Linked DNA regions of Homo sapiens: all the other regions are linked to region 1. A link is an interaction called in ENCODE POLR2A ChIA-PET data of the cell type or tissue named here. Cell type or tissue: OCI-LY7. All regions are shown on one strand. Links, peaks and the distances in the headings refer to the core of each region. The heading gives the core; the rest is flanking DNA. Region 1 overlaps LINC01599 (long intergenic non-protein coding RNA 1599). Region 2 holds the start of LOC105370485 (a long non-coding RNA gene). Region 3 has its middle 10 kb from the start of ARF6. Region 4 overlaps LOC105370485 (a long non-coding RNA gene).

Region 1 (7,497 bases), core at 1,181-6,180:
ATGTCATAAGACAGAGTTTGGTAAGAGTAAGAACAAAGATGAGAAATGGCTTCTCTAGAGGACGCCTGGAAATCCATTCTACTTGCCTCCTGTGTCTCTTCAGTTGAGCAGATCTTAATCTAGCACCTGCTAAAGACAGAGTGCTGAGTTCTAACCCCTGGCACTTCAGAGTGTGACTGTGTGGGGAAATGGGGTCTTTACAGAGGTAATCAAATTAAGATGTCAGTAGGGCGGGCCCTAATCCAAGAGGACGGTCATCCTTATAGGAAGAGGAAAATGGGACACAAACAGTACAGAGGGAAGACAATAAGAAGACATTTCTTATCATTTAATAAAACAATCAAACTTATATCAAGGTTGGAGTTTCACAATGTCAGGGACAGTTCTCAATGGGCTGTGTTTGTTAGGTACTGGAAAAGTAAAGAAGTTATATAAACTGTCCCTGACATTGTGGAACTCCCAGTCTTAGTATAAGTTTGAATGTTTTATTAAAATGGAGAAAACTGAGTGTTTGGTTTTGGTTGGGGGTGAAACCCATTGGGAACAACTCTATGGCATATCAGGGCTTCTTTCTGAATGAATTTCTAGATTTACATCTCTTCGTGGCTGTGGTCATCATTAGTGCTGTTTACCAGATATTTCCAGTTCCCTTTCTACTGAGTAGATAGTAGATCCATTTGTCTTTGAGCCACTAAAATTAGGTGTGGCTATGTGGCTTGCTTTGCTGATGAAATGTGAACAGAAGTCATGGGTTTCGCTTTCAGGCAAAAGCCTGAAGAACCATCACATGCTCTCCCCGTGGTTCCTTTTTGGTGCTACGGTAGTGAGTAATAATCTAGAGGGTGGAGGCTGGCTAGCCTGTGTCTCTGGATGAGGATGAAGTGGAGTAGAGACCTTGCTGATCCATGAGGGACATGGAAGATGAGCAAGAAACGAGCCTTTGTGGGTTTAAGCCATGGAGATTTACAAAACCTTTTATTATTGAAAATTTCAAATATATATGTATATATACAATACAATATATATATGCATATATATAATATCAAACCTGTTGTACCCATTACTCAGCTTCAGCAATGATCAGTGCTCAAATATCAATGATCAATGTGTAAAGCCTCTGTGATTTGGAAATTTTTTGTTGCTACAGCACAACCCAGACAGACCCCACCGAAAATGAGAGGAAAGAATGTGGTTTTACAGAAACATGAGACGAGCGACAAGGAGCTAAAGAGAGTGGACACAAAATGCTTGAGATTTGATTTGTATGCTCTATTTTTAAAAATGTGTATGCTTTTAGTAATTCAGGAGAGCTGAACATCTGCTTGAATTAGTTGAAGTAAAAGATGCTTGTCTTAGTCCATTTGGGTTGCTAGGACAGGAATCCACAGACTGGATAGACATTTATTTCCCACAGTTCTGGAGGCTGGGAGGTCTGAGATCAAGGCGCTGGCAGATTTGGTGTCTGGTGAGGGCTGGATTTCTGGTTCATAGAGAGCGCCTTCTCCCAGAGTCCTCTTGTGGCAGAAGGGGTTTCTTTCATAAGGGCTTTAATCCCCTCCATTAAAGGGCTCTTCAGGGCTCTGTCCCCAAGACCGAATCACCTCCCAAAGCCCCACCTCCAAACACCGTCACCCTGGGGCCTAGGATTTCCACCTGTGAATTTTACCTAGCATTGCTGGACACTCAGAGTGGGCCTGCTTTGTGGACTCCTGTCCCTTCATCTCCACCTAAGGCCACCTCCTCCAGCTCACCCTCCAGCACTCCTGGTAGCTGGCACTTAGCTTCTCATGAGCTCTGCGATGTGTTTTCTGTGGAGAGAGATGGAAGCCCTGTGGCCTTGTGCAGGGACCTACCTCAGCTTTCTGGGCCCGGCTTTGCACATCTGGCCTCATGAAGGACGTGTAGCTGCTGCGGACTTCAGGGGCAGCTCCAGAGAGTTAGGCCTGCTGAACGGTTAAGTCCTGTTCTTTCCACAGAGCCAGTTTGATGTAGTGCATTTTAAGTCACACGGGGACCTTGAGGCACATGTTTTGTTATCCCTTAGGTATACTTGTTGCAATGATAGTAGTGTAGCAAAATATCCCAGCAAAACCTCCACTGGTGGCTGAGCCCACTGAGGACCTGTGTTTGCTGGGTTAACTTTCTCTCTGTGTAGTTCCTAAAGGACCGGAGTGTGTTGCCCAGCTACCCATGCTTTTCTGCTAGTCTACTGGACTGCCACGGAGCTGGCACTGCTACTGTTATTCTGATTTTGTAGTGTAGGTAATTGGGCAAGTCTCCCCTCTACTCTTCTTTGTAAAAGTTAATTATTTCTCCATTGAGTTTCTCAAAAAGAAATCCAGTTGGAATTTTGATTAGCATTGCATTAAATTTATAGGTTCATTGTTCATATAACTAGGTCTTTATAAATGTCATCCAAAGTAAGTCATCTTACATGAGGTCATCCTACCCAAAATGTGGAATGTACTCTATTTATTCAGATCATTTTATGTTTCCTTATTAGAATTTAAGACATGTTTTTAGAAGTTTTGGGTATTCTTGGCTATTACCTAGATATATTTTGTAATTCTTGCTGCTATTGTAAATGGTATCTTTTTAATAATATTTTTCAGCAGTTATTGTGGGTGGACAGAGATGTTGTTGATTTTTGCAGGTAGATTTTGTGTCTGGTGAACTTGCTGAACCTTCTGAGTTCTAATTGGTTTGAATCTGTTTTTTCTTTTTCTTTTTTTGAGACAGGGTCTCTGTCACCTAGGCTGGATGCAGTGGCACGATTTTGGTTCACTGCAACCTCTGCCTCCTGGGCTCAGTTGATCCTCCCACTCAGCCTTTGGAGTAGCTGGGACCACAGACATGTGCCATGATGCCTGGCTAATTTTTTGTAGAGGTAGGGTTTTGCCATGTTGCCCAGGCTGGTCTTGAACTCCTGAGTTCAAAGCAATCTGCCCATATCAGCTTCCCACAGTGCTGGGATTACAGGCATGAGCCACTGCACTGGGCCTGAATCTGTTTTTTCTAAATTGACAGGTTACTTTGTTTTTTTACTGCTACAGTAAGAAGCACCCTCCCCCAACCCCAGTTAATCTCTGTGATAGGTGGGGGTGGGGCTTAGGGGAAGGGTGACTCACTAGACAGGAGTTGAAAATGCCTGGGTTTTTGTGACACTAACATCTGTGTCCTCCATAGATGGAGCTCACATCACGGAGCTCATGAGAAGCTGAGTGCCAGCTACCACACACACATTCAGACATTTGCTGTCGGGCCACGGGCCATGCTGATGGAGAAAAGGTAGCCTAAATTCTCTGGTAACGGGGGTGAGAGAGAGAGAGAGAGATGTGGCGATGAAAATAAAGAATAAGGAAAGGAATAGCGACTTCAGGGGACTTTGCCTGGGTTGGGGCTCAGGCCGGGGCCTGGGAAGTATGAGAGACAGAGGGTGATAAAAGGGCATCAGGTGTTAGAGAGCAGCTGGACCAGAAGACCCACCATCCGGCAGCAACACCCAAAGACCTTTGGTCACATAATGTGGGGACGGGGAGGGAGGAGCTCTGGCACTGGAGATAGCCTTGGGCACCTGGCAATGCCCTCCCGCCCCTTCCCCGCTGACTAGTTCACAGAGGCCTTGCCCCATGCCACTGCACTGCCTTGACACTGACACACAGCACTGCCGGCCCAGGGACTTCTCAGGGTCCAAACCTCCTACATTCCCAGGGCTCCCAGAAATCAGAGCTGAACCCACAAGGCACACAGAGCTGGGCCTCTGAGCTGGCTCCCAAAAAGAAGTGTGTTGAGGGAAACATTCTCAGCAACATTGAGAATGTTTTCACTGGACCACTGTTTACCTTGTTTAACGAGAAGCTGTCACTAAGCATTAAGGTTTCTTTGATTTGGAGACTTCTCTGCACACCAGAGAACCAGTGGCATAGGGTTGCCTCCTGCTCTGCACAGTGTCTTCCGGGGCTGCTGGTGGCAGGATGTGGCGGCCTGGTTCAACAGCTGTGATTAGTGACCCTGATTGTAGCCGCTAGCTGAGTGATTGTAAAATCAGGAAGTGAGGAGGGTTTTGTGTTCCCTCCTGGCCCCTCCTGCAAGGAACTCTGGATGGAAAGGTGAACTTGCTAAGTGCAGTTGTGCTTTGCTGACATCTGCTCCCGTTTTTGCCCCTTCACTGCTTTTAATGAATTCTGGGTTCAGGCACCCTGAGCCCTGAACGTATGGAATCTGTCCTGGGAGAATCTGTTTGTTTTATAGAGGTGGTGATGAGCAGAGGCATCCAGGCAGGTCTATTCATGTGGGAAAGCAGAGAGTTGCCCTGGATCCTACTTAAGGCCAGACCCTTCAGGTCTCCAGAGGGGACAGGCCTGGCACTGTCTGTAAGCAACTCTCGAAGAAGCCAGACTTTTCCTGTAAATGTATAACCAAAAAAAAAAAAAAAAAAAAAAAAAAGACTATTTTGGAGCAAAGAAGCCAGAAAAAGGGCTAATGGGGGATGAGAGCGTAAGCCTGGCCCAGTGACCCAAATCCTGAGTTTGTGGAGGTGTTTACAGGGGCTGAACGGCCAGGCCCAGGCTGGCCCCAGGGAACCCCCAAAGGCCATGAGTGAGGCCTGCGTTTTGGGGTATGCTCCTTGTTTCCTGTGCCGGCCTGTCTCCACATGCTGGGTGGTTGTGAAACAACGGCTTGCAGTGACTCAGCTTTATAAATAGGACATTTACAGTGAAAATTACAGGAAATTCCCAGAGTCTCCTGCGGGGGCTTATTTTAGGTGTGTGGCTTACACAAGTGAAACCCCAGCCACCCTCTTCCAGCCTCTTCTCCCTGCAGCATCCTTGGGTATCTGATTTGAGGCAATTGCTTCTGTTCTGTGACAGGAAACCACCCCAGGAGGTCTGAGAGAAATGAGGAAAGGAGGCGTCCATCTCCAGCCCCATTCAGACACGCTCCTGGGAGAGAACAGCTCACATTTGGCTCACGCTTCTCATATGCCGAGCGCTCTGCTGTGTTACCTCAGTGACTTTCACTGACTCCCAAGGAAGTGATGGGGATGGGGAAACTGGAATTCAAACCCATTTCCAACTCCCTCCGGATCTCGAGAGATTAACCACAGACACAACTTTTCCTGAACACAGAACAAGAAGGCAAAAGGAAGCAGAGGTCCCTGTTTTCAGGAGAGGACAGGAGAAAGGTGCCAGTACCCTGGCCTTTGGTTATATTTCCCTTTCCCTCTTCAGTAACACATTTCTTGGCAGGACATCTTTTCTGGAAAACCAGACTTGAGCTTGGAGTGGCTCAACAGCCCTTGCTGTAGCTAGGTTTGATGGAGAAGCTGAGAGAGCTGCCTGCACCCGGGTAGGAGGCTCTGTCATGGAGGGGCTCAGGCCATTGCAGGTTTAGGGCCTAAATGTTGTGCAAATATTTGCCCAACAACTCCCAGTGTGCCTTGGAACAAGCAGCAGGAGCGGCCCTGGCTGAGTCCCTGAAGAGAAACGTGGATGTGATGACTTTGAATGGCTCCCAGCTTCTACTTCCTCATAATTTGCCAGGATCTCTGTCGCCAACGAGCCTGGTTACAAGGAGAGGGGGCTCCGTGCTAGCCTGCTAGGCATGATGGAATCTTCCGCATTCTCCAGATGAAGCCCGCACACCCATGCCTTCATCAAGCAGCAGGCACTGCCAATGCGTTTTTGAGCTACAGATTTGTATTCCCAGCAATCTGTGAGATTCTCCCCCTAGATCCTCGCAAAGCTTCTGAATTTATCGAGTTCAAAACAGAACACCCAAACTGGCTTGTCTTGTATTCTCTTTCAGTTAAGGCTGCCTTCCCTAGTCCCCCTAGTTAGAAACCATTGGCTCATCCTTAACCCTCTGCTGCTCTGCCCTCTCCCTCCCGAGTCTGATTGATTCTCCCTCCTAGCTCTCCCCTCAGTGCCTGGAGTGCATGGGTCTGACCCAATGGGTGGTTGGCAGGGGTAGGAGTGGGAGTTGGGAGGAGCACATGACCCAAGCTGAGCTCATTAGATCCCAGGGTTTTTCTAGCTGCAGCAGGCTCTTTTCTCTCTAGATGCTTGCTGGAAGGCTGGGAATCCAGAGGGGCCTGTGGCCATGCATCTGCAGCCTGGCAAAGCCTGCCTGCAGCAGCGAGGGGACATGCTGCAGGGAGAAGCCATGATGAGTGGTGGAGAGAGACTTCCTGAGGGGACAGAGCTCCCAGTACAGCTGTCCCCAAACCAGGTCCACCCCCTGCCCCCATCCATCCTTCACAGGCCACCAGGATTCTTTTCCATGTTCTCCAACTTTTTGTTTTAAAAAAATCCAACTACAAAGAAGTTGACAGAATAATTCAGTGAATACCTACATACCCTTCACCTAGATTCACCAGTTATTAGCATTTAGTGACAGTTATGTTCTCTTTTTCCCTATATATTCATGTATGTGTGTTTTTTCTGAACCATTTGAAAATAAGTTGCTGATGCCATGACACTTCTCCCCTACATATTTCTGCATGTATTGCCTAAGAATGCGAACATTTTCCCCACAGTCACAATACCGTGATCACATTCAAGAAATTTAACAGGGCTGGGCGCTGTGGCTCATGCCTATAATCCCAGCACTTTGGGAGGCCAAGGCAGGTGGATCACGAGGTCAGGAGTTCAAGACCAGCCTGGCCAACATGAAACCCCATCTGTACTAAAAATACAAAAAATTAGTCAGGCGTGGTGGCAGGCACCTCTAATCCCAGCTACTTGGGAGGCTGAGGCAGGAGAATCGCTTGAAACCAGAAGGCAGAGGTTGCAGTGAGCCAAGATCACGCCACTGCACTCCAGCCTGGTCAATAAGATTGAAACTCTGTCTAAAAAAAAAAGGAAAAAAAAAGAAAAGAAATATTAACAATGATATAATAATATCTAATATTAATATATATCCACATTCAATTTTGCCAAGTGGAATTTGTTTATGGATATAAGATATTATGATAGTTTTTTTTCCCTTTTCAATTCAAGAGCCAATCATGGATAACAAATTGCATTTAGTTGTCTTATCTGTTTAGCCCCCGTAACCTAGAATTGTTTTCCTGTCCTTTTTTATATTTCATCATATTAGCATTTTTTGTATCCTTCAATTTGGATTTGCTTTTTCCTCATGATTAGAGTCATGCTGTATATTTTTAACAGAGATAACACTGGATTCTTTTCAGTGTATCACATTAAGAGACACATGATGTCAGTTATTGGTGTGTTAAGTTTGATCACCTTGTTAAGGTGGTGTCTGCCAGATCTTTTCATTGTAAAGGTACAATTTTCCCTTGATACATGGGAATAATTACATATATATATATCTGTTCTTGTAAAGTGGAAATTAAGTATATGTTCTTATGCTGGTTCCCTTGGCTCCAATTTCCACAGGTCAACATAAAGAAGGCCCAGTTGCACCTGCACACACAGTGGGTTGTGTTAGAGGGGAGGAATGCTGAGCTTAGAGAATCAGCATCTTTTATGA
Region 2 (7,497 bases), core at 208-5,207, 91 kb after region 1:
GCACTCCAGCCTGGGCAACAAGAGTGAGGCTTCATCTCAAAAACAAAAACAAAAACAAAGAGTAAGGTGGTCTCCAAAGGATAATCGAGGTGCACCTGCCAGCAAAAGCATATTCTAAGACCAGGCCCCACAAAAGCTCCATGGTATTGTTAGATACAGATATTACTGAGCATTAATACTGTAATAATACAGTGACGGTCTTTTCCATCTGTTAATGTTCTACTCATTTTTCAGATTCATTTCAAATGTCACCACAGACCAGGCGTGGTGGCTCACTCCTGTAATCCCAGCACTTAGGGAGGTCAAGGCAGGCAGATCACTTGAGGTCAGGAGTTTGAGACCAGCCTGGCCAACATCATGAGACCCTCATCTCTACTGAAAATACAAAACTTGGCCAGGTGTGTTGGTGGGCTCCAAGAATCCCAGCTACTTGGGAGGCAGAGGCTGGAGAATCACTTGAATCTTGGAGGTGGAAATCGCGCCACTGCACTCCAGCCTGGATGACAGAGGGATACTCCATCTCAAAAAAATAAAATAACATAAAATAAAATAAATCACCACAAACAAATCTCCCTAATGAGATTATTTTTCCATCAGCACTTTCTTTTTCTCTCCTGGCATGTATCATATCTTGCTATGTCGATTATGGTGAGTCACACAGCCATTTGTTTACACTCTGGTTTGGTTAAAAAAAGGCAGAGCTGGATCTGGGTACGCCTCCCATTCATGATGAGAACACCTCCCACCCCGACACCCAGGATGAGGGCTTCTCTGCCTGAAGTGTCCAGGCCTTGGAATGAAGAGGCTAAAAGGTGGTAAGAAAAATGAAACTCAAATAGCTCACTCCAGGAAGAAAACTCATCCGTGGCACAACACTGCATCTTGGAAATCAGCCTGGCTTTTCTTTCTTAAGTCATACTGGAACTGTCTCTCTTTAATATGTGTGAATGAAGCTGAAAAGAGATTCAAACCCTAAGATGGCAGTAGCCTTAGAAATTTCATATCCTGAATAAATTTGAGAGAGAGAGGAAGGGGAGAGAGAGAAATGTTGCGAGACACCTTTCTTCCTCCAATAAACAAAAAAGCAAATACCCCAGATGCCTTTTATACTCACCCCGGGGCAAGCAGCTTATTACTAAGTTCAGAAGCTTTTGCTGCTCCTACTTTCTACAACCCCATCTGTTTCCTCTCCTGTTGCTGGTGGCTTCATTCCAGGGACACTACCCTTGAGGAAGAGGGAGCTGGCATACTAAGATCCTTCTAGCGTCACTCTTGCTTGCAGACACCTGCAGATTTCCCGTGAATGTTTCCTGTTCAATTCAACGGGTTTTAATTACATGAACTAACATTTGCTCACTCTTAAACCACGGTTGCCCTCATAAAAGACAGACTCCAAAAGACTGGGATTGGGCAAGCCCAGAAAAATCTAAATGTTTATGCAAACATGCTCATGTTTCCCTCCTCATATTCCTTACTGCTCTATCATTACAGATGTTCTGCCTTGGGAGATCTACCTTCTGTTTTTCTCATTTAAGGCAAAAAAACATAAATTCTCTCTTTTCAATTTCCATGTACTCCTGGTGGAAGCAGGAGTAAGTTCCCCTCCTGCAGACACCTCAGCTTTCTGGGCATAAATGGCCCCTGTTGGCTCCTTAGTGAAGTCTAAGAGGCAGTGACCCTCCGTGGAGCTGCAGTGGTGCTTCCCTTTCTGTAGCTTCTGGGCCATATTTCTGAACCAGAAATTGAGAACTATCTGAAAAAATCTGAGATGTATTGTTTCTCAAGTCTTGTCAAGCATATTGCACAGTTTGCTCCCCTGCCAAGTTTCTCCCTCATAATCCTGACATGTTTGTCCCAAAACACACTCATTTCCCATAATCAAAAGAGCCTGGTGGGGGGGGGTGGGGAAACCTGAGAACTCAAGAGGCATAAAAATGAAAGCTAGTTATGTGAGACTTCATTTATTATCATGATGAACCCAAGAGTTTCCGATGTATGGTTTTTGGTAGTTTTTAGAGTCCAATGTCCTTATTTTGAGCTTAGAGATATTGCAAGGTCCCTACCACAACCCCCACCACCACACACACACGAGGCTGCCCACACGAGGGGCATCTGGTGAAAGGAAGCAACAATCAGTTGACAGTCTATCAATCAACTGGAAGTGAGCTGTTTTATCCACAAAGTAGGTTGAAAGAAGAGTGTCTAAGCACTCCTTTTTAGACAATAGAGCCTGGGTACAGATTACCAGAAATCTGAACCACACCAGAAGTTCTTAGTGCAGTAGATATTTAACAAGGCAAAATGCACGCCCTTCCTCTTCTCTAAACTAGTTCCGTGACGGTGGTGGAATGAAAGGCTTTGGCTTTCATACACATCACTCAGATATAAATAACTGCTTCTGACAGCCTCAAGCTTGACTTCCTCAAACTCAGGTCTTCACTTCCCCCAGGGCAAGGTCAGGTACACCTGCTTCTCCAAAAAGCGGCACATTGCCTTCTTCTAAGTAAATTATCTCCATATTTTTGAGGCGGAGTTCTTAAGAAAGGCAAAACCACTGCACCTAAGCAATCAGTTGCACTTCTATGCAAGAGTCTCCATCACTCTTCTCCAAAGACACTAACTACAAAACCAAATATGTGATTCTTGAAATCAAAGAAAACCTGCCATACACTGCTCTTTAATCACTGCCTCCCTGAAGGTACAAACAGCTGGACTGTAAAACATGCCCACGCAGACAATCCCTGTGTCCTGCACATGCATGTGTGTGTACACACATAGACACACACTCACTCAACGTCATGTGTAGCAAACAGTAGACAATTCCACACTTTCAGGACAGGCACCAGCCAAATCCTTAAATTGTGAAACTAAGAATGCAAGCAGCAAAACTTGTGATTTCAGGCCACTTTTGATTATATTTCTGGAGCTCAGCCAAGAGAGCCATTTCCAAGAAAAGCAGCTCAGACAATTGCACAGTCAGCTCTCCAGCCTTAAACCAAGCTCTTTGTCAAGCTAAGCGGGATGTTTCTCCTCCTGACCTTATCTCAGGCTCCAGCCCTATAACATGTCTGTTAACTAAGTAGCAAATTATCGGCCTTCACCAAGAATACACAAGGAAGAAGTAGAACAAATCCACCTCACATTGCGAGCAACTGGAGAGTCAGCACAACAAACGATTGTGTGCCGAGTACTGCTAGTGAACAGGCACAACAAGGTGCTGATCGTTTCAGACAAAGGGAGAGAAAGGAGTGAACTCCCAAATGTGAGCCCTACACCAACCACCCAGCCAGCCAACAAAATTGTTTCCCTCAAGTGGGCAGCCTTGCCTGAGGAAGCCATGTCTATAATCTAAAGCCGACCTACAGGATTTGTAATAAAGCTCAAACTGGACCTCCCTCTGTCCTGGGGACGGACTCAGAACATAGAATCCATCTGGGGGCCATTTGCTCAGATTGGGAGTAGCTGGAGGCTTGGGAGGGAAGAAAGCCACTGTAGTTTTCATGACCCGTGAACCTAGATCCAGTGTGCAAGCCAGGCTACCCTGAAGGTCCCAGAATGAAGCCTTTCTTCCTCGTTAGACACGTAAGTCCAAGGGAACTGCACTTTAAATTCCATAAATACATAGTAAGTGAATAAATAAGTCACTGACCATTTATATGCATAGATAGCATTTTGGGTGGCAACCGCTGACTTAGAACATTTGCCCTATTTAGAATCTAACTCAGGCTTAACTTAGAGGAGACTATTCTGAGGTAAAAAAATTTTTTTGTTGATAGTTTTTTAGTTCTTTGATGTTAGAACTTATTTTGAGATGTTAAAAATAAATATTTGAGGCCGGGTGTGGTGGCTCACATCTGTAATCCCAGCACTTTGGGAGGCCGAGGCGGGTGGATTACCTGAGGTCAGGAGTTCCAGACCAGCCTGGCCAACATGGGGAAACCCTGTCTCTACTAAAAATATGAAAATTAGCCAGGCGCGGTCGTGCACACCTGTAATCCCAGATATCTGGGAGGCTAAGGCAGGAGAATCGCTTGAACCCGGGAGGTGGAGGTTGCAGTGAGCCGTGATCGCGCCACTGCACTCTAGCCTGGGTGACAGAGCCAGAGTCCATCTCAAAAATAAAAATAAAATAAAATAAATATTTTTAAAACTTAGGCAGCAAATGGTATCATTTTACTCATCCCCTAATTTAGATAATAAATTAGCCTCTATTTCTCACCCTCACAAATAAATTCCATACTGACTAAAAAGCCTAAAGTAAAAAATCAAAATGAGTATTAGAAGGAAATGGAAATGTGGCCCCATGCAGTGGCTCACACCTGTAATCCCAGCACTTTGGGAGGCTGAGGCGGGAGGATCGCTTGCGCACAGGAGTTCGAGACCATCTGGGCATCATAGCAAGACCCTGTCCCTACAAAAAATTAAAAAATTAGCCAGGTATGGCGGTGCATGCCTGTAGTCCCACCTACTAAAGAGGCTGAGAGGGGAGGATCGCTTGGGCTTAGGAGGTTGAGGCTACAGTTAGCCATGATCATATCCTGTACTCCAGCCTGGAAACAGAGTGAGATCCTGTCTAAAAAAAAAAAAAAAAAAAAAGGAGACAAGACATAAGAGAGTATTTTACAATCTTGAGATAGAGAAGGACTTTCTAAGCAAGATATAAAACCAGAAACCATAAAGAAAAAGAATTACAGATTTGACTGCATAAAAACTTTAAACTTTGTAAAATAAAAGGGCCTATATACAGACTAAGAGAGAATATTTACAACAGAACTAACATCCAGAGTAAATAGGACAGATACAAGTCAATAATAAAACACAAACCACCCGATAATAAGTGTGCAAAGAATATTCATAAGAAATTCACAAATGCAATTGGTGGAGTTGAACAGAACAATGCTGATGACCCCAGAATCTTGTTCCTAGATATATACCCAACAGAGATGATGCACAGCTATACTAAAGAGCATGCACGATAATGCTCTTAGCAACATTATTCATTAATAACTGAAAGTTGGCAACAGATGTAACCCAGATGTCCATCAATCAATAAATTGTGATATATTCACATAATGCAATACAATAAGCAATGTAAATGAGCATACTACAGCTACACACGAGTACGTGAAAGACTCATAAACGTAATGCGAATGAAGGAAGCTAGACGCAGAAGAGTGCATGTTTGTATGAGTCTGTTCATATGACAGTAGGAAACAGGAACGACTAATCTACAGCACTTAGATGTTGGGGTAGGAATTACTTTGGAGGAGGTCGATCTTTTTCAGGGGAGAGTCTTCTTTTGGGGAGAAGGTCTTATAATATTTTATTTATTGACTTGGGACATGATTACAAGGAAGAGTTCACTTTGTCTTAATGCATTGATCAGTACACCTTTAATGTATACACCTTTCCTTTTTCTTTTCTTTTTTTTTTTTTTTTTTTGAGATGGAGTCTCGCTCTGTCGCCGAGACTGGAGTGCAGTGGCGAGATCTCAGCTCACTGCAACCTCCGCCTCCCGGGTTCCAGCGTTTCTCCTGCCTCTGCTTCCCGAGCAGTCGGGATTACAGGCACCTGCCACCATGCCCAGCTAATTTTTGTATTTTCAGTAGAGACAGGGTTTCGCCCTGTTGGCCAGACTGTTCTCAAACTCCTGACCTCAGGCAATCCACCCGCCTTGGCCTCCCAAAGTGCTGGGACTACAGGCGTGAGCCACTGCACCCGGCCTATACACCTTTTCTGTATTTTTATTTTTAAAAGTTCCCAAAATTGAAATGGTCAGTAGGCCACTGCAACCAGCCTATACACCTTTTCTCTATTTTTATTTTTAAAAGTTCCAAAAATTGAAATGGTCAGTAGGCCACTGCAACCAGCCTATACACCTTTTCTGTATTTTTATTTCTAAAAGTTCCAAAAATTGAAATGGTCAATAGGCATATGATAAAATGAACAATCTAACTGGTAAATCCAGGAAATGCAATTTAAAATGACACTGTTTTTTCTGCACATGACGCTGGCAGTTTTAACAAAATGATTATGTCCAACGCTGATGAGTATAATGGTGGCTATAAAAATCAGAACAGAATTTTGGGGGAGAAACTCAATATTATTTACAAAAATTTTAAATGTGCATGCCCTTTGATCCAGAAATTCCACTTCTAGAAATAATATCCTTCAGAAACACTCATACATACACACACCCATTTGTGTATAAGAACATTTGTTGCAGCATTGTTTGTAATGGTGAAAAATGGAAAACCACCTATGTGATCCTTTGCTAAAATAGTGGGTAAAGAAACTATGATACATCTAGAAGGAATGCAACAGTTAAAATGGGGGATGCCTATATGCACTAACACAGAAAGAGCTACAGGGAATGTTGTTAAGTAAAAGAAAAAAGTAAGTCAGAGAACAGAACATGTCATGTGATCGTTTATGCATAAATGACCTGAATGGGCCGGGTGTGGTGGCTTACACCTGTAATCCCAGCACTTTGGGAGGCCGAGGTGAGCAGATAACGAGATCAAGTCCATCCTGGCCAACATGGTGAAACCGCGTCTCTACTAAAAACACAAAAATTAGCTCAGCGTGGTGGCGCGCACCTGTAGTCCCAGCTACTCGGGAAGCTGAAAGCTGAAGCAGGAGAATTGCTTGAATCCAGAAGGCAGAGGTTGCAGTGAGCTGAGATTGTGCCACTGCACTCCAGCCTGGGTGACAGAGGAAGACTCCGTTTAAAAAAAAAAAAAAAAAAAGACCTGAATGTCCTTAAAACATTAAAACCACACACACAAAAAATTAAAACAACGGAAAATATCTGATGTGGTTCATTTATCTAAATACTTCACAAATCCTAAGACAAATAAATTTAACTTCTCTCTTGAGAAGTTATATGCACTGTATAAGAATTCTCTGGAACTGTCTCTCTACACCAAACCTGAAAGGACTGCACCACAATGGGAAGGAACTATTTCTTGTTCCACAGCCTCCTAGAAGAGTCTCAGTGTCTCCTCAGAAATGCCAGCTCCCACACGGGCCTGAGCAATAGCTCATGGAGTCTCTCCAGACCTTTGTGCTTCTGAGGCACTTTTCAATAATTAACTAATCTGCCTAAAGGGTGGGGCGGGCTATGGCTCCCACAGACTCAGCACTCCCTTCAGCCAGCTGCCCTCTGGAATGCAAAGGCATCCATCCCCTAGGAATGGCTGTTGGTCAATCCCTGCCCCACCACAGCCCCCAAACTCAGGAGGGTGAAAGGGCCAGGGCAGGAAAGCAACTTCCCCTCTCAGATGTTCTCCTGGAGAAATTATATTACTCTCGCCTACCTCCACCTCTCCTCTGTCATGCTCCTCCAGCATCTGAAAAAGAACGTTCCAACAGGCAGCAGGACAAATTACATGTCAATGCTGTCAGTTTCAATGCTGCCCTTTGTTGCTCCAGGTCCTATGAACCACAGAAAAATGTATAGGTCCTTTCCATTTTTTTTTTCTTTCTGGCACAAAT
Region 3 (7,497 bases), core at 943-5,942, 180 kb after region 1:
CACTTTGTGGCCCAATTGGAGTGCAGTGGAGCGATCTTGGCTCCACTGCAACTTCCGCCTCCCGTGGTTCAAGCGATTCTTGTGGTTCAAGCGATTCTCGTGGTTCAAGAGATTCTTGTGCCTCAGCCTCCCGAATAGCTGGGACTATAGACGCGTGCCACCACGCCCGGCTAATTTTTGTATTTTCAGTAGAGATGGGTTTTTGTCATATTGGCCAGGTTGGTCTTGAATTCCTGCCCTCAGGTGATCTACCCACCTCTGCCTCCCGAAGTGCTAGGATTACAGGCATGGGCCACCGTGCCCGGCCACATTACTTTTCTTTTTGCTAAAGCAGGCTCTAATTGGCTTCTGTTACATATAAACAAAGGCAATAGTTTTACAAAACATGTCAAGAAAAAGCAATGTGCAAGCAAAACAAAATTTTAAAGTAAATGCATCAAAGTCATAGATGTTAATGCTTCAAGAGAATTATATGTATATGACCACCATTAGAATTAAAGGGGTAGGGTGGGCTATTGATAAATCTAATTCAGTTTATAAAGAGCACTGAAGTCCTGGATTTTTTTTTTTTTTTTTTTGAGACAGTGTCTGGCTGTGTCATCCCGGCTGGAGTGCAGTGGCACAGTCGGCTCACTGCAGCCTCTGCTTCCCAGGCTCAAAAGCTGAAGAGGTCCTCCCACTTTAGCCTCCCAAGTAGCTTGGAGTACAGAAGTGAGCTGCCACATCTGGCTAATCTTTGTGTTTTTTGCAGAGACGGGGTTTCACCATGTTGCCCAGGCTGGTCTGGAACTCCTGAGCTCAAGCAATCCACCCACCTTGGCCTCCCAAATTGCTAGGATTACAGGGGGATTACAAGTGTGAGCCACCACTCCCAGCCTGACCTGGCCTTTTGACCTGTGCTTGAATTGCTTTATAGAGCTCTTAGAATAATTTAATGTATTCCTCATACCATAACAATAGTTGTCTTAATGTGGGAATAGAAAAAAAAAATCAGAGTCACTGGAGTTTTTCAGCCAGTATCATTTGCCCTAAACAAAAGGTAAGCATAAAATTAATACAATAGAATTCACTTCCAGGGAGATAGAGTAGGCATACTTTTTCCAATTCTTTTTCTAAGTACAACTAAAAACCCGAGGCATTACAAATACAAGAAGCATAAGAAGACTTTGACAGCTGGCGAGAAGGAGGCAGGCTGGCTAGCGACCTGGAAACCCAAGGAATGACTTAGTGGTAAGTTTCTTGCTGCTTTTTTGTCCTTATATCTTCCAAACCTGGAACTTAAGAAGTTGAAACCTTGAAATATGAAAGAAGCTCCAAGAGAAGCCTTCTCTCTTTAGCCAAATGATGAGGAAAGTGCAGGAAGACAGACAGCCAAAGGACCAGAAGAAAGCCTAGAAAGGCAGAAAACTTTTAGAAAATAACCATGTCAGCCAAACACCAAAGAAAAATCTGTAGCCCCACTTCCACCAATGGTAATAAAGGCCAGGTGGAGAGCTATCAACCTAAAGGGAAAAAAACTGAGGCAATCTTAATATAAGTAGAGAGTGTACTTGGGCCAAGTCTGAGGACTGCAAACGAGGAGTGTAGATCCAAGTTGCTCTGAATATACTCTAATTAGCAGTCATTACAAATGTGTTTCTCTTTCTTTCTTTCTTTTCTTTTTTTTTTTTTTTTTTCCTGAGACGGAGTCTCACTCTGTCGCTCAGGCTGGAGTGCAGTGGCTGGATCTCGGCCCACTGCAACCTCTGCCTCCTGCCTCAGCCTGCCGAGTAGCTGAGACTACAGGCATGCGCCACCACACCTGGCTACTTTTTTTTGTATTTTTAGTTGAGATGGAGTTTCACTATGTTGGCCAGACTGGTCTCAAACTCCGGATCTCCAGCGATCCACCTACCTCGGCCTCCCAAAGCGCTGGGATTACAGGCATGAGCCACCGTGCCCGGCCACAAGTGTGTTTCTGAAGGAAATAGGCAGTTCCTAGATTGTTTACCAAGAATTTACATTAAAATAACTGAAGCTATTGATTGGCTATACATTGTTCGTTGTATCACAAGTTCCAGGAACATGAAGACAATGGGTGAGGCAGCTAGTCCGGAACAAAATACTAGTCAGGAGCAATTGCCGCCAGCCTGGAGTGGTGGCTCAGTTGAGCTCAGGAGTTCGAGACTTGGGCAACATGGTGAAACCCCATCTTTACAAAATACAAAAATTTAGCTGGGTGTGGTGGCGCATGCCTGTAGTCCCAGCTCCTCAGGAGGCTAAAGTGGGAGGACTGCTTGAGCCCAGGAAGTTGAGGCTGCAGTGAACAGATATTGTGCCACTGCTCTCCAGCCTGAGCGACACTCAAAAAAAAAAATGCCCCCAGACATGAGTGGGGAGGTGCCTGAAGGCCCATACTCATGTCTCTGGGCCTGATAAGTTTTACATACCTCACAGAGCTCAGACTGTTCGTAGCTGTCTTTCTTTTCTTAGAGCCTAGGCATCCGCACTTGCCAGGCTCTTAATGAGGTGCCCCAATCTCTTGTCCCCTCACCAAGTTGAGTAGGGAACAGGGTTGTCCATCCCCACCAGGTGATAATGAGCCCCACCTAAATTCTTGGTGTCAATGGAGATCACTTGGGGAACCTGGATTTCTACTTCCCTTTGGCAGTAGGAGGCATCGTACCCTGCCCTGCTGGGGTGGATCAGAGGAGGCCTACTGGAAAGTCAGGATTTTCACTATAAGGAGTCCAGTTCCCTCTCCCACCACTGCTTCCTTCTGATATTGTGATATATTAATAAGAGATCTATATTTGATTTTTGGTCCCAGTTTCTTGCACAAAACTTCTGAGACCCTTGGAATTTCCTGACTGATAGATGTGAGGGGCACATCTTTTGTTATTCATCACGTTAACTAAAAATGAAATCCTAAGCCCTGCAACTGACTGAATGAACCACCTCTTGGCCAAGAGGACCCCAAAGAAACCTTAAAAACTGAGTTCCCAGCTATAACGAGATAGGAGGTCAGACATGCCTCTTTGTACCCCCTCCCTGTTGCAGTTTAGACACAACTGACCATCATTGATGTTAAAATAGAGATCATAAGATTGACAAAACAGGTTGGGCACAGAGCCTCATGTCTGTAATCCCAATACTTTGAGAGCCCGAGGCGAAGGATTGCTTGAGTCCAGGAGTTAGAGACCAGCCTGTGTAACTGCCCAATGGGTTCACCTTGCCCACTGTTTAGGCAGAGCCGATTTATCAAGACAGGGGAATGGCAATAGAGAAAGTTATTCATGCAGAGCCAGCTGTGCTGGAGACCAGAGTTTTATTGTTATTCGAATCAGTCTCCCGGAGCATTCAGGGATCAGAGTAGGATTTTTGTTGTTTTGTTTTTCGTTTTTTTTGAGAGGTAGTCTCACTCTGTTGCCCAGGCTGGAGTGCAGTGGTGCAATCTCACTGCAACCTCAGCCTCCCAGCAAGGGAGGCAAGCGATTCTCCTGCCTCAGCCTCTCGAGTAACTGGGATTACAGGCGTGCCATCACGCCAGACTAATTTTTGTATTTTTAGTAGAGATGGGTTTTTGCCATGTTGGCCAGGCTGGTCTCAAATTGATCCGCCCGCCTCTGCCTCCCAAAGTGCTGGGATTACAGACGTGAGCCACCCCACCGAGCCCAGGATCGGAGTTTTTAAGGACAACTTGGTGGGTGAGGGGGCAGCCAGTGAGTCAAGAGTGCTGATTGGTCAAGTAGGAGACGAAATGGAAGGGAGTTGAAGCTTTCCTCTTGCGCTGAGTCAGTTCCTGGGTGGGGGCAACAAGATCACATGAGTCAATGTATCAGTCTGGGTGGTGCCAGTTGATCCATCAAGTTCAGAGTTTGCAAAATATCTCAAGCACTGATCTGAATCTTTACAATAGTGATGTTAGCCCCAGGAGCAATTTGGGAAGGGTCAGAATCTTATCGCCTCCAGCTGCATGACTCCTAAACCATAATTTTTAATCTTTTGGCTAGTTTGTTAGTCCCACAAAGGCAGCCTAGTCTCCAGGCAAGAAAGGGGTTTGTTTTGGGAAAGGGCTGTTATCATCTTTGCTTTAAACCATAAACTAAAAACTAAGTGCCTCCCAAAGTTACTTTGGCCTATGCCCAGGAATGAACAAGGACAGATAGGAGATTAGAAGCAAGTTGGAGTTGGTTAGGTTCAGATCTCTTTCCCTGCGTCAGTTCCAATTTTGCAATGGGGTTTCACTTGAACACCACAGGGAGACCACCCTCCCACCCTCCGCATCTACAAAAGTAAAATAAAATAAAATTAGCTGGTCATGGTGGTGCACACCCGTGGTACCAACTACTTGGAAGGGTGAGGTGGAGGATCACTTGAGCCTGGAGTTCGAGGCTGCAGTGAGCCATGATTGTGCCCTGGCACTCCAGCCTGGGTAACAGAGCAAGACCCTGTCTCAAAAAGACTGACAGAAGGGCACAGTAGCTCACGGCTGTAATCCCAACACTTTGGGAGGCCGAGGCGGGCAGATCACCTGAGGTCGGGAGTTCGAGACCAGCCTGACCAATATGGAGAAACCCCGTCTCTACTAAAAATACAAAATTAGCCACGTGTGGTGGCACATGCCTGTAATCCCAGCTACACAAGAGGCTGAGGCAAGAGAATGACTTGAACCTGGGAGGCGGAGGTTGTGGTGAGCCAAGATCGCGCCATTGCACTCCAGCCTGGGCAAAAGAGCGAAGCTCCATCTCAAAAAAAAAAAAAAAAAAAAAAAGACTGACAGAACAGATTATCTTTATGATAATAAGATACAAATTATAAACAGGATCTAAGGCCATGCCAGGCAAGTGTTAAGCCATGCACTCCTACACTTAAAGAATAACCTATGTCCTAACCACCACAAGGTTTTTCTTTTTCTCTAGCAGCTAAATAAGCACTGGCCTTGAGATAAACAATGTTGAAGCAGTTGCAGCTTACAACCACCACATGCTGACCAACTGACTTTGTTCCATAAGCCATAACTACAGCTCTGATTGGACAAGAGATTGATTTCAGTAACTTTCTCCTGATAAGAAGACCACTGACCAAGGACTGGGTCTAGCCAGTTTACGTAGACTGCGTGCTTAAAAGTCCTTTTGTGTCCTGAAAAGACCTCTGATGAATAGGGCCTAACCGTAATACATTTAAATGTTGAGTCTCCACCCCAAGGTGAACATAGTTCATAAGTAACATGCATGTTTATTCAACATGCATGCACCAGGACCACCTTCATGAATATTCATAGCTCCTCCTCTAGCCTGTTAAATATGTATGTTTAGCCAACTCCTTCAGCATAAAGCTCCTACCCCAGCCCCTCCTCCTTTGAAATGCCTGTTTCCAGGTCTCTACTGGAGGCTGCGTTTCCCAGCCTCTGGGATGGCCACCTTGCAGGCTGTAACACTTTACAAGAAATAAAGTCTCCACTTCTAAATTTATAAATCTTGTGATTTTTTTTAAGTTAACAGTAATAAGCCCGTTTAACCATTCCTGAATTTATGCTAATGAGGTAACTCTTAGAGGATAGGGGTTAGTTGCCAGAGGAACCAACCCTGGATAGAATGTTCAGTCCCACACCTTGAACTCCAGGGAAGGGAGAGGATCTTAGTCACCAATGGCCACTGACTTAATTAATCATGCCTACATAATAGAACCTCCATAAAATCCCTAACCGACAAGGTTTGGAGAGGTTCTGGGTTGGTGAACACACTGAGGTGCTAGAAGGGTGGCACCTCTAGCAAGGGCCTGGAACCCTCATACAGCCCATCCATTCCTATACCTTGCCCAATGTATCTCTTTCTTTGTTTTTGTTTTTGTTTTTTTTTTTTGAGACAGTCTCACTGTGTTGCCCAGGCTGGTCTCAAACTCCTGGACTCAAGCAATCCACCTACTACCACTTCTCAAAGTGCTGGAATTACAAACGTGAGCCACTGTGCCTGGCCCCAATCCATCTCTTTCATTTGGCTCTTCCTGAATTGTATTCTTTATAATAAACGGGTAATTGCAAGTAAAGTGCTTTCCTGAGTTCCTCGAGCCATCCAGCAAATTATCAAGCCCCAGGAGGGAGTCATGGGAGCCCCTGATTTATAGCCAGTGGGTCAGAAGTACAAGTCACAACTTGGAATTTGAGACTGACTTCTGAACTGGGATAGTCTTGTGAGACTGAACCCTTAACCTGTGTGGTCTGTGCTAATTCTGGGTAGTTACTGTCATAATTGTAGTACACCCGACTGGGATCTAGAGAGCTGGAGAATTGCTTACTGTGAGGGAAAACTCCACACATTTGGTGTCAGAAGTTTCATGAGTGTACAGGAAAACAGTTTTTTTCTTCTTCTTTTTTTTTTTTTTTTGAGACAGAGTTTCACTCTTTTGCCCAGGCTGGAGTGAAGTGGTGCCACCTAGGCTTACTGCAACCTCCGCCGCCCCCCAGGTTCAAGCGAGTCTCCTGCCTCACCCTGCCTAGTAGCTGGGATTATAGGCGACTGCCACCACACCCGGCTAATTTTTTGTATTTTTTGTAGAGACGGAGGTTTCGCCACGTTGGCCAGGCTGGTCTCAAACTCCCGACCTCAGGTGATCCACCCACCTTGGCCTCCCAAAGTGCTAGTATTACAGGCGTGAGCCACTGCGCCCCGCTGGAAAACAGGTTTTTTTCTTTTACTCCCTCACCCCCAATACCAGCCTCCCTTGTGGTATAGAGTCAGTGAAAACCCCATGGGGAGCATAATGTACTCTTACGCTTTCCAGCCAGGGAGCTATCACTGGAGGCCTAGTGGGGAGCGAGTACTCCCACCCTCACCTTGTAGTAACAAGGAGCCACTCCTAGGTTGTCAACAGAGGCCAAATGAGGAACCTGGACATCTGCCCCCATCTGGCAGTAACAAGGTAGTGCTCCTCTTTCCTTGCTGGTGTTAGAGGAGGCCAGCTAAAACAGAAGTTTAAGTAAGATCCAGCTGGGTGCAGTGGCCGGGTGGGGTGAGTCACACCTGTAATCGCAGCACTTTGGGAGGCTGAGGCGCTGCAGATCACCTGAGGTCAGGAGTTCAAGACCAGCCTGGCCAACATGGTGAAACCCCATCTCTACAAAAAATACAAAAAATTAGCTGGGCATGGTGGTGTGCACCTGTAGTCGTAGCTACTCCAGAGGCTGCGGCGGGAGAATCACATGAACCCAGGAGGCAGAGGTTGCAGTGAGCCGAGATCATGCCACTGCACTCCAGCCTGGGCGACAGAGTGAGACTCTGTCTCAAAAAAAAAAAAAAAAAGAGAAAAAGAAAAAAGCCAGGTGTGGTGGTACAGGTTTGTGATCCCAGCTATTTGGGAGGCTAAGGCATGAGCATGAGGATCACTTGACCCCAGGAGGCAGAGGTTGAAGTGAGCCGAGATGGTGACACAGTGAGACTCCATCTCAATAAATAAATAAGGTTCATTGCTTAACAATGGGGAATCTTAATTAAAAATTAAAATTAGGCCGGGTGGGAT
Region 4 (7,497 bases), core at 1,943-6,942, 85 kb after region 1:
TGCCTGGAATCTTTGGGAGGCCACGGATCACTTGAGGACAGGGGTTTGAGACCAGCTTGGCCAACATGGTGAAACCTTGTCCCTACTAAAAATACAAAAATTAGCAGGGAGTGGTGGTGCACACCTGTAATCCCAGCTACTCTGGAGGCTGAGGCAAAAGAATCGCTTGAACCCGGGAGGTGGAGGTTGCAGTGAGCTGAGATTGGACCACTGCCCTCCAGCCTGGGTGATAGAGTGAGACTCCATCTCTAAATAAATAAATACAAATAAAAGAAAGACAAGATTGGTCTAACAGATGATGGAAGGCTTCATGGAAGGGGAAATTAAGCAGATGGGAGGCCCAGCAGGCACTGTACCTGCTGCTGCTCAGCACTGGATGTGAGGGCAAGACTTTGAGTCACATTCCTCCCCATACCCCAGGGCCTTTAGAGCATATGTAGAGGACAGGAAACTTGGGACAAGGGGGTACACTCACTTCTGAGACGGTCCAGATGGATGATACCTTATCCTGGGGTACCTGCTGCACAGAGTTCCAGTTCCAGACTAACCTGCTAGCAGAGGTCCCTGCTAAGGTCCCTGGAGAAGGTCCTTAACTTCTCCAGTCTCAGGTGAGAGATGATGTTATCTGCTTGGTAGAGTTGGTGTAAGAATTAAATGAGCCAATGTGTGTAAGACCCTTGGTACACAATCAACCTTCAGTACATGATGGCTAAGGTTGTTTTTATTAATCTATATTTCTCCTTAGGATAGATTCCTAGAAGTGGGGCTACTGGAACAAGGAATGTAAGTGTTACTAAATGGTACATACAGAAATTGTGTGCAGTTTTCTTTTAAGTTTATAAAATTGTCTCAATTTGACTGCTAGAGATAAGGAAGTTCATTTATATCTATGACACTAGGTGCTTGGGAGGATATATACAAGGTATTAGCAGTGGTCATCTCTGAATGGAAGGAACAATGGGTGTTCTCTATGTTCTTTTTGCTGAATTGATAGATGGTGGCCACTATCTTCTTCCTCTTCCCTTTCCCCTTCGTCATCCTCCTTCTCTTCTTCCTTCTCCTCCTCTTCCTCTTCCTTGGCCTCCTTCTTATTCTATTCCTCTTCCATCACGCACACCACACACACACGCGTGCACGCACACACACACACACCCCAGCTTGTTTCAGTGCCTGGAATTCTCTTGAAATTAACATTCCCTGCCCCAGGAGACCCCTACTAAAATGCAAATATGTTAGCTAGAAAATGCAACTCCCAGACTCCCATAACACCCTCCTTCCCCAGCTTATTGATCCCATTGGCTGGCTATTAACACCTGGCTCAGAATAAGGACAGAAGGAGGGCCTTGGGCAGGGTTACCATCCCAGAAGGGCAATCCCAGAGTAAGCATGGTGGCCATGGGGACATCATAGGGGTGGTTATCAGAGCTAGAAGGTACATCAAGAAACATCAGATGCTCAAGATAAGGCAACCAAAACAAAGCAGTGAGCAGGTTTCCAGAGGAGTCCTGGGAAGGGAATGGCTGCCCTGCTATCTGAGTTGGCTCATGTTCAAGGGCTGGAGGCAGAGGAATGAACCAATGAAAGCCCAGTTATCAGGTGGAATGGTACATCATGAGAATGCAGATTGCCTCTTTGTACACAGCTGTTCTTTTTGGTATAAATTTTATACCAGAAGGCTACAGTTTATACTAGTAAGTTCCAAAGTGCTGGTAAGTAAATCACCCTGAAAGCAACTGGAAAATCTCAGAGTAGATGCTATGACAGTTTGGAGTAATTCCTTAAAGTGCTTTCTATATGAAAACTTTCCTTTCTTGATTAACTTATTACATAGCTGTATTAACCTTGACTACAGAGTTATTTTTAGGCAAACCAAACCCTCTATCATTCCCATGGATACATTTTCATTCCATAATTGAAATATATTTCAATTCTGGAGAAATGCTTTGAGAGATTGATATTTCTGAAACAACATTGTTGCTTTGGCTTTTCCCAAATTCCCTTAATTCCAAATTAGGGCAGGAAACCTCCCCCTTTTTTTGTCCTAGAGCTCAGAGCAGCCTCTCTCTAATTCAGATTCTAAACTTCACATGAGAATCCAAATTTTAAGAAAAAGAGAGATTTCCAGTTCAAGGAGACAGGGTCTGGGTGGAAGAGAGGATAGAGGATACCCAAGTTGTCAACAAAGACTAACGCTGTCTTGCATTTATTACAACAACAATAACACCAAAAAGGAGGTGAGGACCCATGCAAATGGGCTGGCCAGGCTGCAATCCCCCTCACCTCCACATCCTCCAACTTCACTACCAACCAAAACTGCTCTGAGCAGCCTCTGCATGTTCCTGTTATTGGCAAAAAACCCATCCTGCAAAAAGGAAAGCATTATATCCCTTCTTCAAAAGAGGGGAGAGAAACACCAATAAAGTGCCAGCTACTCAGGGCTGAGAGGTTTCCACAGAGCCCAGTGTTCAGAAGTTCAAGTCTAAGACACTGTGGCAGGGTCACAAGAATGTGCATTACCTAAACCGTGTCTGGAGAACAAGCGGAACAAGGCCATCAGCTCTGAAAGGCCTGGGGCTAGCAGGGGGCTGAGCACCCAGCGGCTGAGGAAGCGGACAGATGCCAAGGCACCCAAGGGGTCTCCAGGCTGCACCTCAGCAGCTCCTATCGTTTCATGCTCCTATGGTGGGTGGTGGGGGATGGTGGGCGGTCTCTCTGCCCCTTTTAGTGTTTCTGGAGAGAAAGGAAAGCAAGCCCACAGGCAGGCAAACCTTGACAGCAAATAGAGAAGAGAATGCACAAGGGCAGGGAGGGAGGAGCCCAGGGAATGCATTGCTCCCCACAGAGGCAGGCCAGAGGGAGTGATGGTGGGTGGTAGTTCTTCTGCTTACCAAAGTTGGAGCTCCAGAGAGGATGGCAAAGGGGTGTCTGAAGAGCTGGAATGGCTGTAGGCTCCCCTTGCTCAGGCCAAGGGGGTGCTGTGCCCCAGACTTCCCTGAATCTTCATTTCTGGCCCCCTACTTGCTCTCTCTTGGAGCACCTCACCCACTTCTAGAAATTCAATTTGCATCAGTGCTGGGGTCTCCAAGATCTCTTCCCTGGAGTTCAGACCCATGCATCCACCCTCCGTCCAGGCATCTCTACCAGCATGTCCCACAGATACCTCCAAACCAACCTGTCCTAAATGACCTCTTCATGTCTGCACCAAAATACACCCTCCACTTGGGTGTATTCTCTTACCTTAGTCAATTGGAGGTAGGGGACTCATCCGTCCAGTCAACCACAAACCTTGCCCACACCACCCCACATTTTATTCATCACTAAGTCCACCAATTTGACTTTCTAAGCCACCCCAACCACCTCTGGGGAGATCAGGCCACTGTCCCCTCTCACTGCATTGGTGTGGCAGCCCCCTCACTGCCTCCCTTGACTCTATCTTGTCCTCCTCAAGTCCAGCCAGGTTGATTTTTCTAACAAGTAGGTCTGAGTCCTGTTTCAAGCTTCTTTCTATATCCCCACTCCCATACAATCTGTTCAAGACCTAAACTTGGCATTGGGGCTCACAGATCTATTCAGAAGTGTAGCCTTTTAAAAAGTTACATTATGAACTACTTAAAACTCACAAAAAGGCATACAGAATATAACAACACACATGTACCCATTCCCTAACTTTATAAATAAAGCCTTAGCAAGACAGTTGAAGCTCCCTGTGGACTCCCCCACCCCCTCCTCTCCCATAGAGGTAACTGCAGTCCTGAATTTGTCATTACTCCTATTCTTTCTTTGTAATTGTATGTAACATGGCTTCTTTATTTCATTATAATGTATCTATTCTTCCTTATGAGCCTCTCTTGCTGCATAAATTTTCCTGCAGTCCACGAAATGCTATGAAGAGAGTAAAAGCAGCCATCACTTCAGGTGCATTCCCAGTCTCTCAAGGCATTGCATCTTCCTCTTGCTGTGCTCCAAGATGTTGGCAGGGTAATTCCTTCATTAGGATGGGTATTGTCTTTTGTCACCTTATGGGAGACAAAAGGCAGCACCGGAGTCCGCCAGTGCACTGGAGTCCGCCATGAGGCACTGGAGTCCTTACTATGTTCTCTAGATCCTCACTAATCTCTGCTGCAGGGTGGCTGGGAACTTCTTGTCTGATCTCTCAGCTTTGCCAGGGTTCAGTGATCTCCCCAGGTAGACTCAGCCATAGCTCAGCTTCCCTTGGCCCTGGCTCTGAAGGGTTTCTGCCAATCTCCCATCCAGCATCTGGCCTGAGAGGTCCGCCCATTCTTTACTATGGGCTTGCCTTCCCTTCACCACTGAGGGCCCCAGGTAGCCTCTCTAACTCTTATCTCAACCATCTCTCATGACATATGGGAGCCTCTGAGTCCAGTCCATGCCATATGAAAACTGGAGGGGGTTCAGCAGAGAAGCCACACCGCAGCCCTACCTCTGCCTAATCACACTACTCTGTTTTACTCTGATGAGTCAGGGCAGCCTGAGAGGACTTCTCCTTTCAGATTCGACATATGAAGCAAGGTAAATGCCCTAGGTCTGGTGTTCATGTCAACCTACCTGAAGCAGAAAAGAGCGTCCTTCATCTGCGCCCTTATAAAATCTGCAGTAGATAGTCTCCAAAGATGGCCACTGTTGATTCATCTCTCCCTATGTGTGCATATTGTTCCTCCTTTAGAGAAATAGAAGCCATTTCCTCTCCCTTGACTCAGGGCAGGCTTTGTGACTTGCTTTGATCAACAGAGTGCAGTGGAAGTGCTGTTCTGATAGCTCTGAGCCCAGACCTTAAATGCACTGGTAACTTCCTCTTCCTTTTAATTGGAGCCATCTACCATGTAAGAAGTCCAACTACCCTGAGATCACCATGCTATGAAGAAGCCCAAGCTATTCATATGTAGAGGCTATATGAAAAGAGACAGAGAGAGAGAGATGCCAGCCAGCCAGCTATTTCAGTTATCCCAGCTGGAGGCATCAAACATGGGAATGAAGAAGTTTTCTTGGGTATTCCAACCCCAACAGATACTCCATGAACAGAAGAACCACTCAGCTGAGTTCAGCTCAGATTACAGAACTATGAGAAATGGTAAAATATAGTTCTAAGCCACTAAGTTTTGGAAGTGGCTTATTATTCAGCAATAATTAAATGAAACAACTCTCCAGCTGTGTTTCTCACCAATGCCTACTTTATAATTTATGCTCCAGCAACTCAGACCAGCTTGTGGCCCTCTGTGTATGCCATGCTGTTTCTCACTTCCATCCTTTATTTCAAGCTATAATCTCTTTTTTTGACCTCTCTTCTTTGCCTGGCTAACTTTTATTCTGCTCTTGTCTTGTTTCCTTTTTTTTTTCTACTAGGCACCCATGATACCCTATGCAAATCACCACCATTATACTAAATATGTTATATTATAATTGTTTCTTTATGCAGTGGACTCCCAAACTAGGCTGTAAACACCTTAAGCGTAGGAATCATGTCTTACCCAGCTTTGAGACATCGCTTTATATGGAAATGCAAGCAAGTCCCTTAAACTCTTTCAGCTCAGTTTCCCTGTATCACTTAGGGATTGCATTCAGTTGTCTGCAACAGAAACCCAGCCTCACCAGGTTAACCAAACAATGGCTTATTTCTTTCACATAACAAGTCTTGAAGGTAGGCCTTCCAGGGAGGAATAGTGGCTTTACAATGTCAGCAATATCCCAGGTTCCTTCCACCTTCCTGCTCCTCCACCCTCAGAATGTGGATTTCCTCCTCATAGCTTCCTCAAGGTCACAGCATGGCTACTCTGCCACAAGCCTCACACCCACATTCCAGAAAGGGAGAAGGAAGGAACAAGGAAGAAGGGGCAGTGCCCATATCCCAGAAGAAATACTTTTCCAGAAATCTGCAGAAGACTTCCACTCAGGTCTCACTGGCCAGAATCAGATCACATGGCTGTCCACAGCTGCAGTAGCAGCCGCAGAAATCACCAGAGAGCCTGAACTTTGAGCTAGAAGCAGTCACTGCTTGGGGTTGCCTCTCTGTAAGGAACAAGGAAAGAATGGACATTGGGTAGCAACTGGTAATGTCTGCGTCATTCACCACCTATAAAACGGGGTTTAGGACCTACTTCACAGAGTTGATGAAATTAAGAGAGAATGTAGGCAAATACTGTCCTTAGTATCAAGGACATAGTAAGTATTCAATAAAAGCAATTACATTCTTACATTTCCAGTTGTGACACTTAATTCCAATATCCAAGAGTTTTCCCTGAAGGGGCAGAAAATTAGTTGGCTTAAGGCATTTGTCCCACTCTGTCTGTAATTCTTCTGCAATGAATTTGCTTCTGATGATTAACAAGTTTTTTCTCAATAGTCTATTCAACTGTTAATAAATCCAAACTGGATTAGCATTATGACTCTTCACTAATAACGTGTGACCCAGAAAAAAACAAAGCTTGGAGGGACACAAACGACAAATGAGCTGTTTTCATTGCTTTGTGGCTACAATGTTGCATATTTCATTTCTGATTCATGGAAAAATATCCAGCACACAGAAGTCAGCTAGCTCTGTGAAAGGCCTTGGACCAGGGAGGTTAAGAATAAAGTCCCAATGTCTTAGTCACTGGGGCCTAGGAAGCTGACCTGGAAGATGTTAGCAGCAGAAAGACTTTTGCTAGGAAACTGCTCTCTGAATCTGCTACCCTCTTGCTCCCACAGCTTTGTTTAAGCAGATCACTAAAGATTTATGTATTGACTAGAACTTTTTTGTTTATTTGTTTGCAAGGGGAAAAGCACAAATACAGCACAAGATGACATATTTAAAAAGTAAATTTATATAATCCCAGTGCCTTGAGGGGCCAAAGCAGCAGGAGCTCTTGAGGCCAGGAGTTCAAGAACAGCCTGGGCAACATAGGGAGAACCAATCTCTACCAAAAACTTAAAAAATTAGCCAGGTGAGGCCAGGCGCTGTGGCTCACACCTGTAATCCCAGCACTTTGGGAGGCTGAGGCAGGCAGATCACCTGAGGTCAGGAGTTCAAGACCAGCCTGGCCAACATGGTGAAACCCAGTCTCTACTAAAAATACAAAAAGTAGGTGGGTGTGGTGGCGCACACCTGTAATCCCAGCTACTCAGGAGGCTGAGGCAGGAGAATCGCTTGAACCAGGGAGGCGGAGATTGCAGTGAACCAAGATCGCTCCACTGCGCTCCAGCCTGGGTGACAGAGGGAGACACCATCTCGAAAAAAAGAAAAAGGAAAAAAAATTAGCCAGGCGAGAGGATTGCTTGAGCCCAGAAGTTCAAGGTTACAGTGGGCTATGATTGCACCACTGCATTCCAGCCTGGGCAACACAGTAAGATACTATCTCTTTAAAAAAAAAAAAAAAAGAAAAGAAAAGAAAAGAAAAGAAAAAGTAAACTTATTGGTTTGAGTGACTAAAATGTCCAGGCATAGAGTTTCAGGCATAACTGGCTCCAGGTGCTCAAACGAAGGATTCAGGAATCTTCCTTTCA

The links. ChIA-PET counts read pairs that join two places held together with the same protein. Peaks named below come from ENCODE experiments on the same cell type or tissue, not always from the same donor. Only the 100,000 strongest peaks of a DNase experiment are listed, where the experiment ranks them.
Region 2: POLR2A ChIA-PET joins it to region 1 with 20 read pairs; 16 of 35 experiments call an interaction of 5 or more read pairs at or near these places.
Region 3: POLR2A ChIA-PET joins it to region 1 with 17 read pairs; 22 of 35 experiments call an interaction of 5 or more read pairs at or near these places.
Region 4: POLR2A ChIA-PET joins it to region 1 with 13 read pairs; 16 of 35 experiments call an interaction of 5 or more read pairs at or near these places.

Annotation. Positions count from the first base shown.
Region 1 is chr14:50,058,408-50,065,904 of GRCh38, reverse strand. All of the region lies in intron 2 of LINC01599 (long intergenic non-protein coding RNA 1599), which reads left to right. Among named protein-coding and RNA genes, the nearest start is that of LINC01599, 43 kb to the left of the region's middle. RefSeq lists enhancers at 1,311-1,360, 2,916-3,125, 3,596-3,665, 4,156-4,335, 4,536-4,825 and 1 more. In OCI-LY7, for the core only: a CTCF peak has its summit at 3,196; DNase peaks (open chromatin) are centred at 3,144, 3,554, 3,984 and 4,704; H3K4me3 peaks cover 2,378 bases; H3K27ac peaks cover 2,771 bases.
Region 2 is chr14:49,966,244-49,973,740 of GRCh38, reverse strand. LOC105370485 (a long non-coding RNA gene) reads right to left here and starts at 2,102. Exons shown (of 4, transcript XR_007064159.1): 1 at 1,115-2,102. MIR6076 (microRNA 6076) reads right to left here and starts at 7,342; the gene lies at 7,230-7,342. RefSeq lists a silencer at 2,836-3,130. In OCI-LY7, for the core only: no CTCF peak of the experiment used is centred there; DNase peaks (open chromatin) are centred at 1,290, 1,680, 2,410 and 3,120; H3K4me3 peaks cover 3,533 bases; H3K27ac peaks cover 4,984 bases.
Region 3 is chr14:49,879,292-49,886,788 of GRCh38, reverse strand. No RefSeq gene overlaps it. Among named protein-coding and RNA genes, the nearest start is that of ARF6, 10 kb to the left of the region's middle. RefSeq lists an enhancer at 3,515-4,098 and a silencer at 6,760-6,819. In OCI-LY7, for the core only: no CTCF peak of the experiment used is centred there; no DNase peak of the experiment used is centred there; H3K27ac peaks cover 204 bases.
Region 4 is chr14:49,974,465-49,981,961 of GRCh38, reverse strand. The region is part of intron 1 of LOC105370485 (a long non-coding RNA gene); the gene reads right to left. It overlaps LINC01588 (long intergenic non-protein coding RNA 1588), which reads left to right. Exons shown (of 4, transcript NR_126498.1): 4 at 1-293. Among named protein-coding and RNA genes, the nearest start is that of MIR6076, 12 kb to the right of the region's middle. RefSeq lists enhancers at 4,169-4,218, 4,239-4,368 and a silencer at 5,857-6,151. In OCI-LY7, for the core only: no CTCF peak of the experiment used is centred there; DNase peaks (open chromatin) are centred at 2,281, 4,221, 4,751 and 5,211; H3K4me3 peaks cover 4,376 bases; H3K27ac peaks cover 4,678 bases.